Regions from separate parts of the Homo sapiens genome. Here region 2 is linked to region 1. Evidence: chromatin contacts called from ENCODE POLR2A ChIA-PET data. All regions are on one chromosome and are shown on one strand. Each heading gives the region's core, a stretch centred on a gene start or an enhancer-like site at or near the end of the contact. The rest is flanking DNA. Distances are from core to core; before and after follow the strand shown.

Region 1 (3,252 bases), core at 166-2,665:
CAAAAGGTTTCCTAGAGGTATGGGTTTACAGCTAGAGGCCCCCCCCCCACTTGATTAATTATTTGCTTTGAGTATGAACAGCTAGAATTCATAGAACCCTTTCCCTCTTTCTTTCCTGTAAGCTGCAGAGGTGTCTCAGCCATCCAATCTGGCATCAACTGACCACACGCCATCAGGATGCCCTCCTCCCTCACCTTTAAATCCCATCTGGCTCTGGGGATCAATCCCATCTGGCTCCTCTCCCCACCTCCACCCCCGCACCCTGGGTGTCTTCACCACTTTCATCTCCCGTGTCAGCCCGCACGGAAATAGCGGCGGTAATGCTTGTAAGCTCAGACAGCAGGGGCCAGCAATAAGGTTTGAGGGTACTGGGGCGCTCACTGCCTTAGGCTCCGTCCCTGTCAGCCCGAAATTAACCCCTAAAGCACTAAAGTCCGGCAGGGCCCGCGCGCTCTTCCCACACCGAAATGGCGGGGTGACGGTTTCCAAATACCCAGAAAGGAAGTGGAACCTGCGGTGAGGCCCCAGAGGTGACCCGCCTTGTCCCGGGCAGGATGGGCGCCATCCTGCAGCCCAGCCCTACATCCGCTCTCCCTCTGGAGTCTTTACAGTTATTTCCCAGCCCAAAGCGGGGATTGGGTTTCGGCCCCCGCTCCTGGGCTATAAATACCACCCCCTACATGCACCTCTCTCCCCTCCCCCCAACCTGGCCTCGGCCCGCGCAGTGCTCAGCGCCAGCTGTCTCTGCCCATCCGCGCACCCGGGCTTCGGCTGGAGAGGGCCAGCTCGCTTCAGGAGGCCGAACCCCGTTCCCACCAACCCTCTCAGCTCAGACGCGGGGTGCTGAGTCACGGGGGGGGGGTGGTTCTGTGGATAGTTGGAATGCATACACAGAGGAAAGGGGGATGCGGCACCAGGTAACCTGACCCCTTCCACCTTCTAGCGCCAAGCACGTGCTCGGTCAGTGCTGAGGACCAGGGACTGGGGATGTAAGAGGGCAGCCAAACCCGTCTTCTTTTGCCCGCGGAAAGGACGGGGCGCGGGCCCGCGTGACTCTCATACAGAGTCGGGACACAAATGCTCGTAAGGCAGGAGCAGAGTGCCAGGAAGGGTTCCTCTCTGTTACTGAAGAGTCGCACTCCACCCCAAGCCCCAACCCCAGCCACCGAAGGTGAACTATACGGCTCGGCCAAAGTCACCAGGAGGGGGTTGGGGAGGGAGGATGCAAAACCCTCGCACCTCCTGGAGACCCGGAACGCCCGGTGGAGGTCCCCGAGCATGCCTGGAAGAAGTGTCCCCCAAAGGAGAGGGGCAATTAGGGGACAGGCGCGACCCCGGCCGGGCCGCACTCACCATGGTGAGTCCGGGCGGTGCGTCTCACGTTGAGTCGGGGTGACAGGTCTCAGTGAGAACTGCGCTAGCTGCAGTGCCGCACCGCCCTTATAGGCGGGGGGGGGGCGGGGCCCGCGTTCCCCGCTCGCCCACTAGAGGCTGGGCGGCCCGCAGGCCACGCCTCCCGGGAGGGTAAGCGGCCCCCCCGAGGGGCGGAGCCTGGCCTGGTACCCTCCCCAAGCTGCGCGGGGGTCCCTCACCTGTCCCGCTGGGATTAAGAGTCGCGATTCGGGCTTTAACCATTCTTTCCTCGTTTTGAGCAGACACGCTGGGCTCCCGAGGGCCTCCGCGGAGATGCAGGGTGCTGTGGCAGGGCGAGTCTCACCTGCACCTGCGTCCTGGAGGCACCGGTCATCCAGGTGTTCTGACTTAGGTCGGGAGCAGGCGAGGCGGTCCTTCCCAAGCGGCCACAGCTGGCCTTCACCCCTGCCCTTCCAGCCCTGCCTCCCAGGAGACTCGGGCCGGCTGTGAGGCTGTGGCGCGTCCCCGGGGAGCCCTTGCCAGCTGCCTGACGCTTCCTGGTCCCCGGCCGGGGCGGCAGCCTTTCGCCGACGCCTGTGGGCGGCCGAGGACCCAGAACTGCACAGCCTGAGCCCCAGATTGCCAATGCCTTAGGCGCTCCCGCAGAGTCGAGCCCCGCAGCCTGTCTGCCGGGGCCGACCCCGGAATCTGCCGCGGCTCGCCGGCCGCCCGCGGGTCAGTGGCGCTGTCATCAGCGCAGTCACTATGATGCCCTCGCTGAGGGCACCTGCCCACTCCCCTGCTGCCAGAACTGCGGGAGCGCTGACCGGGGGACCTCAGGACCTGGATTCTCCTCCAGGCTACCCTGTGTGACCTTGAGCAAGTGACTTAACCTCACTGAGTCCTTGACATTTTCGTGGGTGAAAAGGAGACAGTGATGTCATAGTGGAAACATTGTTGTAAGCTATCAAAATGTCTGTTGCCTCTGAAGAGAAAAGAAGAAAATCGAGATTCTCATATCTTGGATGATTCTGACTCTTGGTCTCTTCTGTCTCTAACCCAAGAGCAGGATCTGCAACCCGCACCTTAATGGTCTCAGCACTCAGCCCCTGGTCTCCGCAGAAGCCCTTCTTTCTACATTTCATTCCGTTCTCTCCACCCCATCTTTTCAAGCTACTTCTGCTTTCTCTTTCTCTCTCTCTCTCTCTCTTTTGAGTCAGTGTCTTGCTGTGTCACCCAGGCTAGAGTGCAGTGGTGCAATCTCAGCTCATTGCAACCTCCATCTCCCGGCTCAAGGCCATCCTTCTACCTCATCCTTCCACCTCAGCCTCCTCAGTAGCTGAGACCACAGGCGTGCACCAACACCATGCCCAGCTTATTTTATTTATTTATCTATTTTTGAGATGGAGTTTCGCTCTTGTTGCCCAGGCTGGAGTGCAATGGCACGATTTCGGCTCACCTCAACACCTGCCTCGCGGGTTCTAGCGATTCTCCTGCCTCAGCCTCTGGAGTAGCTGGGATTACAGGCATGGATGCCTGGATGATTTTTGTATTTTTAGTAGAGACGGGGTTTCACCATGTTGGTCAGGCTGGTCTCCAACTCCTGACCTTAGATGATCCACCTGCTTCAGCCTCCCAAAGTGCTGGGATTACAGGTGTGAGCCCCCACACCCGGCCTTATTTTTTGTATTTTTAGTAGAGACAAGGTCTCGCCATATTGTCCAGATTTGTCTTGAACTCCTGAGCTCAAGCGATCCACCCGCCTCAACCTCCCAAAGTGCTGGGATTACAGGCCTGAGCAACCACCCCAGCCTGCCTTGCATTTTCTAATTGTCTCCCTTCACTGGGGAAAGTCATCTGGCAGTGCCCCAGGTGCTGCTGGTTTGCAGATCTTAAGAA
Region 2 (3,520 bases), core at 711-3,210, 260 kb after region 1:
AGGATGGGGAGGAACAGTGGGGGGAGTTCTGGAAAGGTTTGGAAGTCTACCAGGGAGGGGAGAGCATAGGAGGCGGCTGCCTGGGCATGGGACAGAGAGAGGGGGCTGTCTGTGGTCACTTGGCCACTTTCAGTGCTAACTCAGCGGCTTTGTCCAATGCCAATCCCACTTTCCCTTCTGGGACACTATGTCCCAGCCAGATGCATCACCCTGCCCCAGGGGTCTTATCTTCCCAGCTTGGGGAACCAGCTGACCCAGACTCATTGGAGGCTTGTGGGGAAGCCCAGCTGTGGGGTCCCTGGGGAAGCCACTTTGCCTAAAGGCTAGGGACAACCTAAGCAGGGCACCACGCATGGTCAGGGCTGGGTGTGTGGGCAGGCTCCATGCTGGGGTGACCCTGATGGGGCCTGACCTGGCCTTGCAGCCAGGGTGGGCAAAGTGGCTTCCAGCTGCTAAGGGAGCCATCCCTAGGCCCCTCCCCTGGGGCCAGGCAGAGGCTGCGGGGCCAGGCCTGACGCAGGGGGCGGGGTGGCCGTTGGGCAGCGGGTGGACCTCGGGCTCTAATCCCCAGCAGCTGCCGTTTCCCTCAGATCGATTCCTTTCTCACTTTTTTTCTCAGCTGCTGGTTCTGCGGCTTGGATCGATGGAGCCACCTCCCCCCGCCCGTCCACGCTTCCTCTCCCTGCTGCTCATTAGCGCCCCGATTAATCAGCCCCCCTTTCCTCCCGGGGACAAGGGCTTCCTCCCCCGTGAGGGCACATGCTGTCGGATGGGGCCCCAGAGCACAAGCACTGATTCTTGCCACCCCCACCCTGGGGGCATGGATGCATCCCCTCCTGGCCAGTCAACTGAGGCTCCCACCCCCACCTATGATGATGGCCCACATGCCTGTTCCCCTCCACGAGAACACAGCAGACCCCTTAGGGCTCTCCTGCCCCACTCTGCCAGGCACCCCTCAAACCCCTTTCTTTAGGAGAGCATTCGCTCCCATTGACGCCCAGCACATCTTCCTGCTCCCTTCCACGCCCCCACTGGGGCTCTTCCTCTCCCTCCATTGCATGCCCTGTCCCCCTACATATAGAGCACCCCGGAAGCACACCTCCCCTTTGCTCCCTGGCTTGCTTACCCAACAGCCCTCCCCCGAAGCCTGGTTGTGGCAAGGGATTTGGGGAACATTTGGGGAAGCAAAGTGGCCACAGATATGCAAGCTGGCCAGGGTGCTGTCTGTCCCAGACATATGAATGACTGAGATTGGGGTTGGGGGCAAAATGAGGGTGAGGGCAGCCAGCCTCCCAGAGGGGGCAGGGGCATGGTGGGTGTTGAAGTCTGGAGCAAAGCTCCAGGGAAGCTGAGAATCTTGAAGTCACAGTTGTCCCCTGGTCTGTCTAGCCTGCCCTCCTCTGCCCCCCTCCCTCCGTCATTCAAACAAGTGGCTCTCTCAAGGAGTTTCTGGAAGCTGCTGTGAGTCGGGTAGTGGGATCAGGTGGTGGCTGGGTGCTGGAGTCAGGAGTCTCAGAGGCCAGGAGGTGGGGGGATAGAGTTGGCTGACCCTTCATGGGGTGTGGGCCAGGAAAGTGGCAAAGAATGAGCTGAGGACCCTGGGCACGGCACCCTTCCCTGGGTGGCCAGGAAGTGGGGAGATCTGGGGACCCAGTGAGCGGCTAGGGTGCAGCAGGAGTTTGGGGGATAGCCCCAGTCTTGGGATCTCTGTCCTGGGCTGGGGACTGCCCCCTCCCCTGGCCTGGCTCCTGACGCCCGTGCTGCCGGTGAAACGCTGTTGACATGTCCTGAATTATTAAGCGTGGGGAGGGCTCCGGAGCACATGCTGAGCGGAGCGGCTGGGGCTGCGCGGCGTGGCGGAGCAGCGCTCGCTCCCTCGCTCACTCGCTCGCTCGCAGGGACACACGCAGGGGCTGACAGCTGTGCTGGTGCTGATAAGGGAAGCCACAAGGAGACGATCGAGGAGAGAGACAAGCGGCAGCAGAGGCAGCAGCGGCAGAGGCAGCACCAGGGCTGCGGAGCTGCTGGGAGTGGGAGTGACTCCCCCACCTCGGGCCCCCACCCTGTCCCTGTCCTCTTCCCGCTTGCCCTGAGTTTAGAAGAGCAGCCGCTGCCACCACTGCCACTCGGGAGGGCACCAGGGCTGCTGGCTAGGGAGGGACAGGGCAGGGAGGCTCTGGCCAGTCCCAGCAGCCGGGGACAGATGCCGATCGAGATTGTGTGCAAAATCAAATTTGCTGAGGAGGATGCGAAACCCAAGGAGAAGGAGGCAGGGGATGAGCAGAGCCTCCTCGGGGCTGTTGCCCCTGGAGCAGCCCCCCGAGACCTGGCCACCTTTGCCAGCACCAGCACCCTGCATGGACTGGGCCGGGCCTGTGGCCCAGGCCCCCACGGACTGCGCAGAACCCTGTGGGCACTGGCCCTACTCACCTCGCTGGCTGCCTTCCTGTACCAGGCGGCTGGCCTGGCCCGGGGCTACCTGACCCGGCCTCACCTGGTGGCAATGGACCCCGCTGCCCCAGCCCCAGTGGCGGGCTTCCCGGCTGTCACCCTCTGCAATATCAACCGCTTCCGGCATTCGGCACTCAGCGATGCCGACATCTTCCACCTGGCCAATCTGACAGGGCTGCCCCCCAAAGACCGGGATGGGCACCGTGCGGCTGGCCTGCGCTACCCAGAGCCTGACATGGTAGACATCCTCAACCGCACTGGCCACCAGCTCGCCGACATGCTTAAGAGCTGCAACTTCAGTGGGCATCACTGCTCCGCCAGCAACTTCTCTGTGGTGAGTTCTGCCAGCTGGGCTGCCTGGCCTTGGATGGCCGGAGGCTGGGGAGTGGGGAGGAGTGGTGGCAGTGGTGTACAGGGGCATCCTCAACAGGGCTTCCCTTCATTCCACCACCAGAGGCTGGCCTCGTGTTTCCCCAAGCCTGGCGTCTCCCTCTGGCTTCCCAGCCATGGAGCAGTGGCCGCTCATAGGGGCTTACCCTGGGGCGCCTGCTGCTCCTCTTCTTGGTTTTGCTGCTGCTGCAGTGCCCAGGTCTGGGAGTTGGGGTGGGGGTTCCTAGGCATGGGCCCAGGTGTCCTGGAGCTGGCTGGCTTGCAGGGAACGCACGCACCATCCCAAGGCCAGACCAACTGACTCTCACTTTTCTCTTGCTCCCTTTTTCTTCTGAGGCTACTGGATTCTTCCCACCAAACGAAGGAGATAGGGAGGGGAGGTTTGGGGGGCTCCATCTAGGGAAGGACCCCGGGTGGCCTCCTGGGGAGCTGGCCTGGTGGGCAGGCTGGAGAGACCCGGTCTTCAGGACACTGGGTGCCAGTGTCTCTTCTGGATCTCTGTGTGTCTCTCACATGCCTGCCTCACAGACTCCCTCACACATCCCTCTTTCATTCTGCCCTCCAGCCCTCCTGGGGTCCAGTCCCCCTCTGTCTCCTGTTCTAGCGGCTCCCATGCCCAGCTCTGGCTCTTACACTGGGAATCACTGGTTCACTCTTATGTGCATAACTCACCCTCACT

Evidence for each region. ChIA-PET counts read pairs that join two places held with the same protein, here RNA polymerase II (POLR2A).
Region 2: POLR2A ChIA-PET joins it to region 1 with 13 read pairs in activated CD4-positive, alpha-beta T cell. The contact joins the promoter of ASIC4 here to the promoter of TUBA4A in region 1. POLR2A ChIA-PET finds 5 or more read pairs at or near these places in 4 of 52 experiments (HEK293, PC-9, WTC11 and 1 more).

Annotation. Positions count from the first base shown.
Region 1 is chr2:219,252,503-219,255,754 of GRCh38, forward strand. TUBA4A (tubulin alpha 4a) reads right to left here and starts at 1,416. Exons shown (of 4, transcript NM_006000.3): 1 at 1,354-1,416. The coding sequence starts at 1,356. TUBA4B (tubulin alpha 4b) reads left to right here and starts at 741. Exons shown (of 4, transcript NM_001355221.1): 1 at 741-917. The coding sequence starts at 906. RefSeq lists enhancers at 799-878, 909-968, 2,399-2,468 and a silencer at 1,379-1,748.
Region 2 is chr2:219,512,522-219,516,041 of GRCh38, forward strand. It overlaps ASIC4 (acid sensing ion channel subunit family member 4), which reads left to right and starts at 1,961. Exons shown (of 10, transcript NM_018674.6): 1 at 1,961-2,785. The coding sequence starts at 2,204. The region is part of intron 1 of ASIC4-AS1 (ASIC4 antisense RNA 1); the gene reads right to left. RefSeq lists an enhancer at 1-599 and a silencer at 1,884-2,059.